Linked DNA regions of Homo sapiens: region 1 is linked to region 2. A link is an interaction called in ENCODE POLR2A ChIA-PET data of the cell type or tissue named here. Cell type or tissue: HepG2. All regions are shown on one strand. Links, peaks and the distances in the headings refer to the core of each region. The heading gives the core; the rest is flanking DNA.

The links. Peaks named below come from ENCODE experiments on the same cell type or tissue, not always from the same donor. Only the 100,000 strongest peaks of a DNase experiment are listed, where the experiment ranks them.
Region 1: POLR2A ChIA-PET joins it to region 2 with 6 read pairs; 27 of 35 experiments call an interaction of 5 or more read pairs at or near these places.

The regions. Positions count from the first base shown.
Region 1 is chr20:34,369,388-34,373,777 of GRCh38, forward strand. ITCH (itchy E3 ubiquitin protein ligase) reads left to right here. Exons shown (of 25, transcript NM_031483.7): 2 at 7-83. Among named protein-coding and RNA genes, the nearest start is that of ITCH, 8.3 kb to the left of the region's middle. In HepG2, for the core only: no CTCF peak of the experiment used is centred there; no DNase peak of the experiment used is centred there.
Region 2 is chr20:34,313,936-34,318,325 of GRCh38, forward strand. No RefSeq gene overlaps it. Among named protein-coding and RNA genes, the nearest start is that of AHCY, 13 kb to the left of the region's middle. In HepG2, for the core only: no CTCF peak of the experiment used is centred there; DNase peaks (open chromatin) are centred at 746 and 2,462.

The sequences.
Region 1 (4,390 bases), core at 69-4,068, 55 kb after region 2:
TCTCAGGTACCATGCATTTCACGGTGGCCTTGTGGAGACAACGCCTTAACCCAAGGAAGTGACTCAAACTGTGAGAACTTCAGGTATGGTGTCATCCTGTGAGAGAAATTGGGGGCAAGAGTGATGCAGAGGCCAAGCTCTGGTCTTATACCTGCTGTGAGGAGAGAGCAGTGTTGATGCTAGCTGCATCAGTTGGTTGAACATATAGGCAGCTTCACTTGGTTCTGAAACCCAAAGCTGCCTCTGCAGGGATTAGCCTGTGAGCCACACTGTGCTCTTAATTTGGGTTTTCTGACTTTTCTGTTTTTGTAGATCCCTTATACATATGCATACTTTTTCTATTTGTGTTGTTTTATACACGTTTATCTCTGTATACTATCTAGACATGTGCATGTGTAGGATTAAGAGGTGGGTAATGAAAAAGAAGACAACATGGCCAGGTGCAGTGGCTCATGCCTGTAATTCCAGCACTTTGTGGGGCGAAGGTGGGAGGATCACTTGAACCCAAGAGTTTGGGACCAGCCTGGACAACATGGCGAGACCCTGACTCCACACAAAATAAAAAAAAATCAGCTGGTGTGGTGGCGTGTACCTGTAATCCTAGCTGATTGGGAGGGTGACATGGGAGGATCACTTGAGCCAGGAGGTTGAGGCTGCAGTAAGCCATGATCACGCCACTGCACTCCAGCCTGGGTGACAGAGTGAGACCCTGTCTCGGAAAAAAAAAAAAAAAAAGACAACATGGTTCAGTGCAGAAAGAATAGAGGACTTGGAAAGAAAAGATCTGGGTTCCGATTTGATTTTGCCACTGACAAGCTGTGTGACTTTCGGCGAGTTATTTAATCTTGCCAGACCTCAGTTTATACATCTGTAAAATAGGTAAGTATTGATTCCTGTCTCCATCCCTGGCATTGTTGTGTGGATCAAATAAAATAATACCTATTAAATCTTTAGAAAAGGAAATGAATTCATGACTTAAAATGTTATCTTGGCCAGGCACGGTGGCTCATACCTGTAATCCCAGCACTTTGTTTGGGAGGCCAAGGTGGGCGGATCACTTGAGGTCAGGAGTTTGAAACCAGTCTGGTCAACATGGTGAAACTCCATCTCTACTAAGAATACAAAAATTAGCAGGGTGTGATGTCATGTGCCTGTATTCCCAGTTACTTGGGTGGCTGAGGCAGGAGAATCATTTGAACCCAGGAGGTGGACACTGCAGTAAGCCAAGATCGTGCCACTATACTCCAGCCTGGGCAACAGAGTGAGAGTCTGTCTCAAAAAAAAAAAAAAGAAAAGAAATGTTATCTAGATCCACAAGGTGAGAGAAGTTGAGAGTAGTATTGTGAAGGAAAACATGAGGACAAGACAGATCACTTTAAAAGGTCAGGAGAGAAGGAAGACTACTGGGTAAGAAAAAAAAAGTAGAACATAAAGTTAAGCAGTAAGAGAATAGGGAGTGAATGAAGTTGAGCAGGTGAATTGTTAGATAAGAAAGCTGAGGCTGGGCGCGGTGGCTCACGCCTGTAATTCCAGCACTTTGGGAGGCCGAGGCGGGTGGATCACGAGGTCAGGAGATCGAGACCATCCTGGCTAACAAGGTGAAACCCCGTCTCTACTAAAAGTACAAAAAATTAGCCGGGTGTGGTGGCGGGCGCCTGTAGTCCCAGCTACTCAGGAGGCTGAGGCAGGAGAATGGTGTGAACCTGGGAGGCAGAGCTTGCAGTGAGCCGAGATCACACCACTGCACTCCAGCCTGGGCAACAGAGCCAGACTCCGTCTCAAAAAAAAAAAAAAAAAAACTGAATAGGAAGATACTGGTAAAATAGAACTAAAATATGATCCAGCATTGCCACTTTTGGGTATATATCCAAAGGAAATAAAATCACTTCTTCTTTTTTTTTTTTTTTTTTTTTTTGAGATGGAGCCTTCCCCAGGCTAGAGTGCAATGGCACGATCTTGGCTCACTGCAGCTTCTGCCCCCTGGGTTCAAGTGATTCTCTTGTCTCAGCCTCCTGAGTAGCTGGGACTCGGGAGGCCAGGCGTGCACCCACCACACCTGGCTAATTTTGTATTTTCAGTAGAGACGGGGTTTCACCACATTGGCCAGGCTGCTCTTGAACTCCTGACCTCAGGTGATCTGCCCGCCTCTGCCTCCCAAAGTGCTGGGATTATAGGCGTGAGCCACTGAGCCCGGTCCTGTTCTTTTTTATAATCAAGAGAAAGGAAGGAGATGGTGGAATGATTTGTGATAGCTACTATAAAGCAATTTAAAAAATATTTAAAAGTATTATTAAAGTATTTAAAATATCTTTAAAATATTTCTCAGCATATCCATTTCATCTCAAGCTCACAAAGCAGTTCTTTGTGGAAAGGTATTTGAGCCAACATTCAGGAAACCTGCGTTCTACCATTGGTATTACTGGTCACTTAAATTCTGTGATCTTGGGCAGCTCACTTAAATCTCCCTGGGCCTGGTTTCCTCACTTATCTATTGAATGTTTTGAATATGATTTCTCAGGTTCTTTCCAGCTCACTCTATTATATTCTGTGCTTTATGTGCTAACTCACTGATTTTTCATGGCTTTGTTGACATCACAATATATGACTGATATCAGAAATATCTTATAATAAGGCTTCGGCCGGCCGCGGTGGCTCATCCCTGTAATCCTAGCACTTTGGGAGGCTGAGGCGGGCGGATCACGAGGTCAGAAGATCGAGACCATCCTGACTAACATGGTGAAACCCCGTCTCTACTAAAAATACAAAAATTAGCTGGGCGTGGTGGCGGGCGCCTGTAGTCCCAGCTACTCGGGAGGCTGAGGCAGGAGAATGGTGTGAACCTGGGAGGCGGAGCTTGCAGTGAGCCGAGTTCACGCCACTGCACTCCAGCCTGGGCGACAGAGTGACAGAGGGATACTTTGTCTCAAAAAAAAAAAAAAAAGGCTTCATAATGTCTGATGCTTTATAAATGAGAAACCATGTTATTTTAAGTTCTACTTTTTTTTTTTTTTGAGAGGGAATCTAACTCTGTCACCCAGGCTGGAGTGCAGTGGCGCAATCTCAGCTCACTGCAACCTCCGCCTCTCGGGTTCAAGCAATTCTCCTGCCTCAGCCTCCTGAGTAGCTGGGATTACAGGCACCCGCCACCATGCCTGGCTAATTTTTTGTATTTTTAGTAGAGATGGGGTTTCACCGTGCTAGCCAGGATGGTCTCGATCTCCTGACCTCGTGATCTGCCTGCCTCAGCCTCTCAATGTGCTGGGATTACAGGCATGAGCCACCGTACCCGGCCTTTTAAGTTCTACTTTAAACATTGGCACTGAGAGACCTGTAGGAAACGTAAGTATAGAAAGTTTAAGTTTGTAATATTTGACAAGGATCTGTTGAGCTGCTATTGTGCTAGGTTCCAAGGGGTACTCAAATATAAAACTCCTGGTTTAAGGATTTTGTCAGGAAAACAGACTTCCTTGCCAGTGATTGATTATTATAAAAAGGAAGTTGGTAAATGTTACAAGAGTTTCATTGCATTGCAATTTAAGAAATTAAGTTCAGATTTTTTGGTTCCTTTAACATGATTGAATGTATTCCTTTTTTTTTTTTTTTTGAGACGGAGTTTTTCTCTTGTTGCCGAGGCTGGAGTGCAATGGTGCAATCTCAGCTTACTGCAGCCTCCACCCACTGGGTTCAAGCGATTCTCCTGCCTGAGTCTCCCAAGTAGCTGGGATTATAGGCATGTGCCACCACGCCCAGCTAATTTTGTATTTTTACTAGAGATAGGGTTTCACTGTGTTGGTGAGGCTGATCTTGAACTCCTGACCTCAAATAATCCACCTGCCTCGACCTCCCAAAGTTCTGGATTACAGGCATAAGCCACTGCACCTGGCCAAATGTATTTTTTTTTTTTTTTTGAGGCAGAGTCTTGTTCTCGCCCAGGCTGGAGTGCAGTGGTGTAATCTTGGCTCACTGCAACCTCCGTTTCCTGGGTTCAAGCCATTCTCCTGCCTCAGCCTCCTGGGTAGCTGGGATTACAGGTCCCTGCCACCATGGCCAGCTAATTTTTATATTTTTACTAGAGATGGGGTTTCACCATATTGGCCAGGCTGGTCTCAAACTCCTGACTTCAGGTGATCCGCCTGCCTTGGCCTCCCAAAGTGCTGGAATTATAGGCATTCGGCCTAACATAATTGAATGTATTTTAAGTGCTGCTGTATGCTAGACATTGCAGGGACTTATGGTGAAAAAGCAATCTCTGCCCTCCAGCAACTCGCATTTTTTTTTTCCATGTCTGGAAATTGCTTACCCTAATAGATCTATCCTTCTGTCCCAGAAAAGAGAAGAATTTTAATACTATGTCGTCACTTACAGGTTAAGAATTCATCTACATATTGAG
Region 2 (4,390 bases), core at 309-4,308:
GGCCAAGGCAGGTGGATCACTGAAGGTCAGGAGTTCGAGACCAGCCTGGCCAACATGGTGAAACCCGTCTCTACTAAAAATACAAAAATTAGCGGGGCATGCTGGTACACACCTGTAGACCCAGCTACTTACTTAGAAGGCTGAGGCAGGAGAATAGCTTGAACCCAGCGGAAGAGGTCGCCGTGAGCCAAGATCGCACCACTGCACTCCAGCCTGGGCGACACAGCGAGACTCCGTCTCAAACACACACACATGTATATCCACACTCATACACTTCATACATACATTCACACATTCTCAAGTACTCACACATATTCAGACCCTCACCTTTGCACACACTCTGTTAGGTTAGACAAAAATCAGCTCTTTTTATTTTTTAAAAAATTTTTGTAGAGTAAGGGTCTCACTATGTTGCCAATACTGATCTCAAACTCCTGGGCTTAAGCGATCCTCCCACCTTGGCCTCCCAAAGTGCTGGGGTTACAGGCGTGAGCCACCACATCCGGCTAAGATCATCCCTATAACATTGACCTGTGCTTTAACTGCCAGATACCTGGAGCCCAAGATTCAGCTAGTAATCTGAGAGCTGTTTGTGACACCACTCCCTTCCTCTTCCCTTCCATTGATCCCACAAACATTGTTAACTGCCCACTCAGGGCAGGCAACACAGATGACTCAGACCTGGGCCCTGCTCTCAAGGAATTTCCTAGCCAGTGGGGAAAAAAGACTCACCAATGTTCACGACACAGATCATGGATGCCAGGGCAGGTCAGAGCAGAGAGTCCAAGGTGGAGGGAGAGGGTGACTCACTAGGCCTAGGGGCTGTGGAAACCTCTCAGAGGAAGAGGCGTCCACCAAAGTCTTCAAAATGAGTCAGGTAGAGAGAGAACTGTGCAGGTGTGGGAATCACATTTGCAAAGTCATGGCAGAGTAAGAAAGTGGGGACAAAATAGCTGGGCACAGAGGCTCACGCCTGTAATCCCAGCGCTTTGGGAGGCCGAGGCAGGAGGATCACCTGAGGTCAGGAGTTCAAGACCAGCCTGGCCAACATGGCGAAACCCTATCTCTACTAAAAATATGAAAATTAGCCAGGCATGGTGGCGGGCGCCTGTAATCCCAGCTACTTGGGAGGCTGAGGCAGGAGAATCACTTGTATCTGGGAGGTGGAGTTTTTAGTGAGCAGAGATCATGCTACTACACTCCAGCCTGGGCGACAGAGCGAGACTCTGTCTCAAATAAATAAATAAATATAAAAACTGGGGGAGTTTGCATGGAGCCCCATATTTCCAGCTTCTCTTGAGAAAATTATCTAGCAACTAGACTTATGTTGTCATAGCAATGGGTGGGTGAGCTAAATGTTAGCTGCCTTCTTTGAATGATGCATAAGTTCTCGAGGCCAACATATGTCCCCATCCCTGGCCCATATCGGTTGTTGATCCCTGACTTGAAGTTTTCTCAGTGGACCAGGATCATCCCAATGAGCATTGGTTGTCATTAAATAACCTTGGTTCTCATTTGCATAGCACCAACTGAGTCATTTTCCTCTACATTCAATGTCCTCACGTTGCAGGATTCTTGTGTTGCTTATGATTTACCTATCTCCTCCTTTTGTCTTCTTCCTATTGCTGATGTCAGTGAGGCCACCTCACATACCCTGCTCTCTTCCTAATGGAGTTGAACCCATCCAGCCAAAAACAGGAGTAGGATCCACAGGAAGGGGCTACTCCAGGAACCACTAACACTGTCAATTGCCAATTTCCAGGAACTAGGAGGGTTTTCTACCTTATTCCAGAAATACGGGGAAAAGAGGTGTTCTGAGTTAAATGATGGCCCTCCTCCCAAAGGATATGTTCACCTAGAATCTGCAAATGTGACCTTATTTGGAAGAAAAGTCTTTGTGGATGTAATTAAGTTAAGGATTTTGAGTTGAGACAATTCTGGATTAAGGTGTCCCCTAAATCCAGCATCAAGTGTCCTTACAACACAAGGAAAGGGAAGAAGACAGACACAGAGAAGACCACACGGTGAAGACAGAAGCAGATTGAGTGATGCATCTACAAGCCAAGGAAACCTGGGATTGCCAGCAGTCACCAGAAACCAGGATAGAAGCAGGGAACAGACTCTCCTCAGAGCCTCCAGAAGGAACCCACCCTGCCAATGCCTTGATTTTGGACTTCTGGCTTCCAGAACTGTGAGAGAATAAATTTCTGTTGTTGTAAGCCACCAAATGCGTGGTACTTCATAATGGCAGCTCTGGGAGTCTAATACAGATGGAAAGGGGAAGAGAAGATGGGGGAGATAGGTGGGGCGGAAGCCTGATCTTGTGACTCTGGTGACTCAGTTTCCCTTGTCCTGCCTTGGAGGTGGAGAATATGGAGAAGGCTGAAGTGCTAAGGGCAACAGCAAGAGTGGCTCAGGCGGTCATCCCAACCAGCACCCCAGGGCTCCAATGCCTCCCAGGAAATGAGTCATCTTGGAGAGCCATGGGTTTCTTCTCAAATGCCTTTTATTGTAAGCACATGGAGGAAGTGTTCTAAGGCAACAGCTCTTGAGAGGATGGTGGAGTGAGCCTTTAGGGAGGCAAATCAGCCAGGGCTGGCATCCCAAGTTCAGGAGTTCACACCAGGTGCCCATTCCAGGCCTGGGCAGAGGGGCAACCCAAAAGGGGAAGGGGCGATGGGCAGGGAACCGTAGGAGCAGAGAGAAGGAGGAGGGCAGTAGTGAGGCTTCTCAAGAAATAAGAGTTGGATCCTTCGGCCAGTGCTGCCTGTTTCTCCCTTCTCGCACCTCCTCATATTCATAAGCATTTATTCAGTGCCAGGACTGTGTTCACAATTAATATTTCAGTTTCCCCTTCTATAATATATAGAATGCTGAATATGATAGTCCTGAAATGTCTTTTTAGGACATTGTGTGGTTCTAGTTGCCAACCTGGATCTTAAAATGCAAACATTGACAATAACCCCTTAAACTTCAGCTTCAAGGATGGCTCCTCATAGCCTCTGTGTGAGTGGGCAGGGCTGGGATCATCAGACAGTGCATTTTACAGAAGAGAAAACTGAGGGATGAGCACCTGCCTAAAGTACCACAGAGTCAACTGTGGATGAGAGCCTGGGGCCTGGAGAGCTCATGCCCATATAGGGAGATTGCTGTGCCGGTGTTCACTTGCTATGAAGGAGCCCATCATGGGGAGTTGTGGTCTGAGATCCTGGACCTTGGGGGTAAAAGCAGAGGGTCCAGAAAGGGACAAAGATTGGCATCACCTCCCCATCATGGTCTGAGGCTGATTGTGGGTAATTCTCTGCCCTGGCCTCAGTGATTCTTTGCTGCATAACAAACCACCCATATTTATTGGCATAAAACAATTATTTATTTATTTATTTATTTATTTATTATTTTCTGAGACGGAGTCTCGCTCTGTCACCCAAGCTAGAGTGCAGTGGCGCAATGTCAGGTCACTGCAACCTCCGCCTCCCGGGTTTAAGTGATTCTCTGCCTCAGCCTCCCAAGTAGCTGAGATTACTGGTGCCTGGTTCATTTTTGTATTTTTAGTAGGGATGGGGTTTCACCATCTTGGCCAGGCTGGTCTTGAACTCCTGACCTCACGATCCACCTGCCTTGGCCTCCCGAAGTGTTGGGATTACAGGCATGAGCCACCAGGCCTGGCCACAACAATCATTTATTATTCATTTCTTTTGTTTCTTGGGGAGGGAGCATTGATTGGACTCAGCTAGGCCATTCTTGCTCAAGGTCTCTCATATGGCTGCAGTCTGGTGGTGGCTGGGCTGGAGTCAGCTTGAAGATCTCCTGATAGCCAGTTGATGCTGGCTACCTGGGACCTCAGATGGGGCTTCCAGCAAGGATATGATATGTGGATTCTCCATGTGGCCTGGGCTTCCACACAGCATGGTAGCTGGGTTCCAAGGGTTCCAAGGATAAGCATCCTAAGAGAGAGAGCCAGGCATAAGTTGTATCACCATTTATGACCTAGACTTTGAAGTCATGTGGCATCACTTCCATCATATTTAGTTGAGGTAGTCACAAAGCCCCACCCAAGTTCAAGAGAAGGGGCCATACACTATTGTCTTAGTTCATTTATGTTGCTATAAAGGAATACCTGAGGCTTGGTAACTTATCAAGAAAAGTGGTTTTGAAGCAGCCTTGTTGTCTGGGGGGTGATACCTGAGGTTTGTTGTCTCACAGCTGAGGAAATAAAGGACACGGACACACAAAGAGTGAGGTTAAGAGCAGAAGTTTAATAGGCGGAAGAAAGGGAATAGCTTTCTGCTGGAGAGAGGGGTCCCAGAGAAATGGGTTGCCAGATCCATGGTGAAATGCAAGGGAGTTTATAGATGCCTGGTGAGGAGACAGTGTCTGATTTACATAGGGT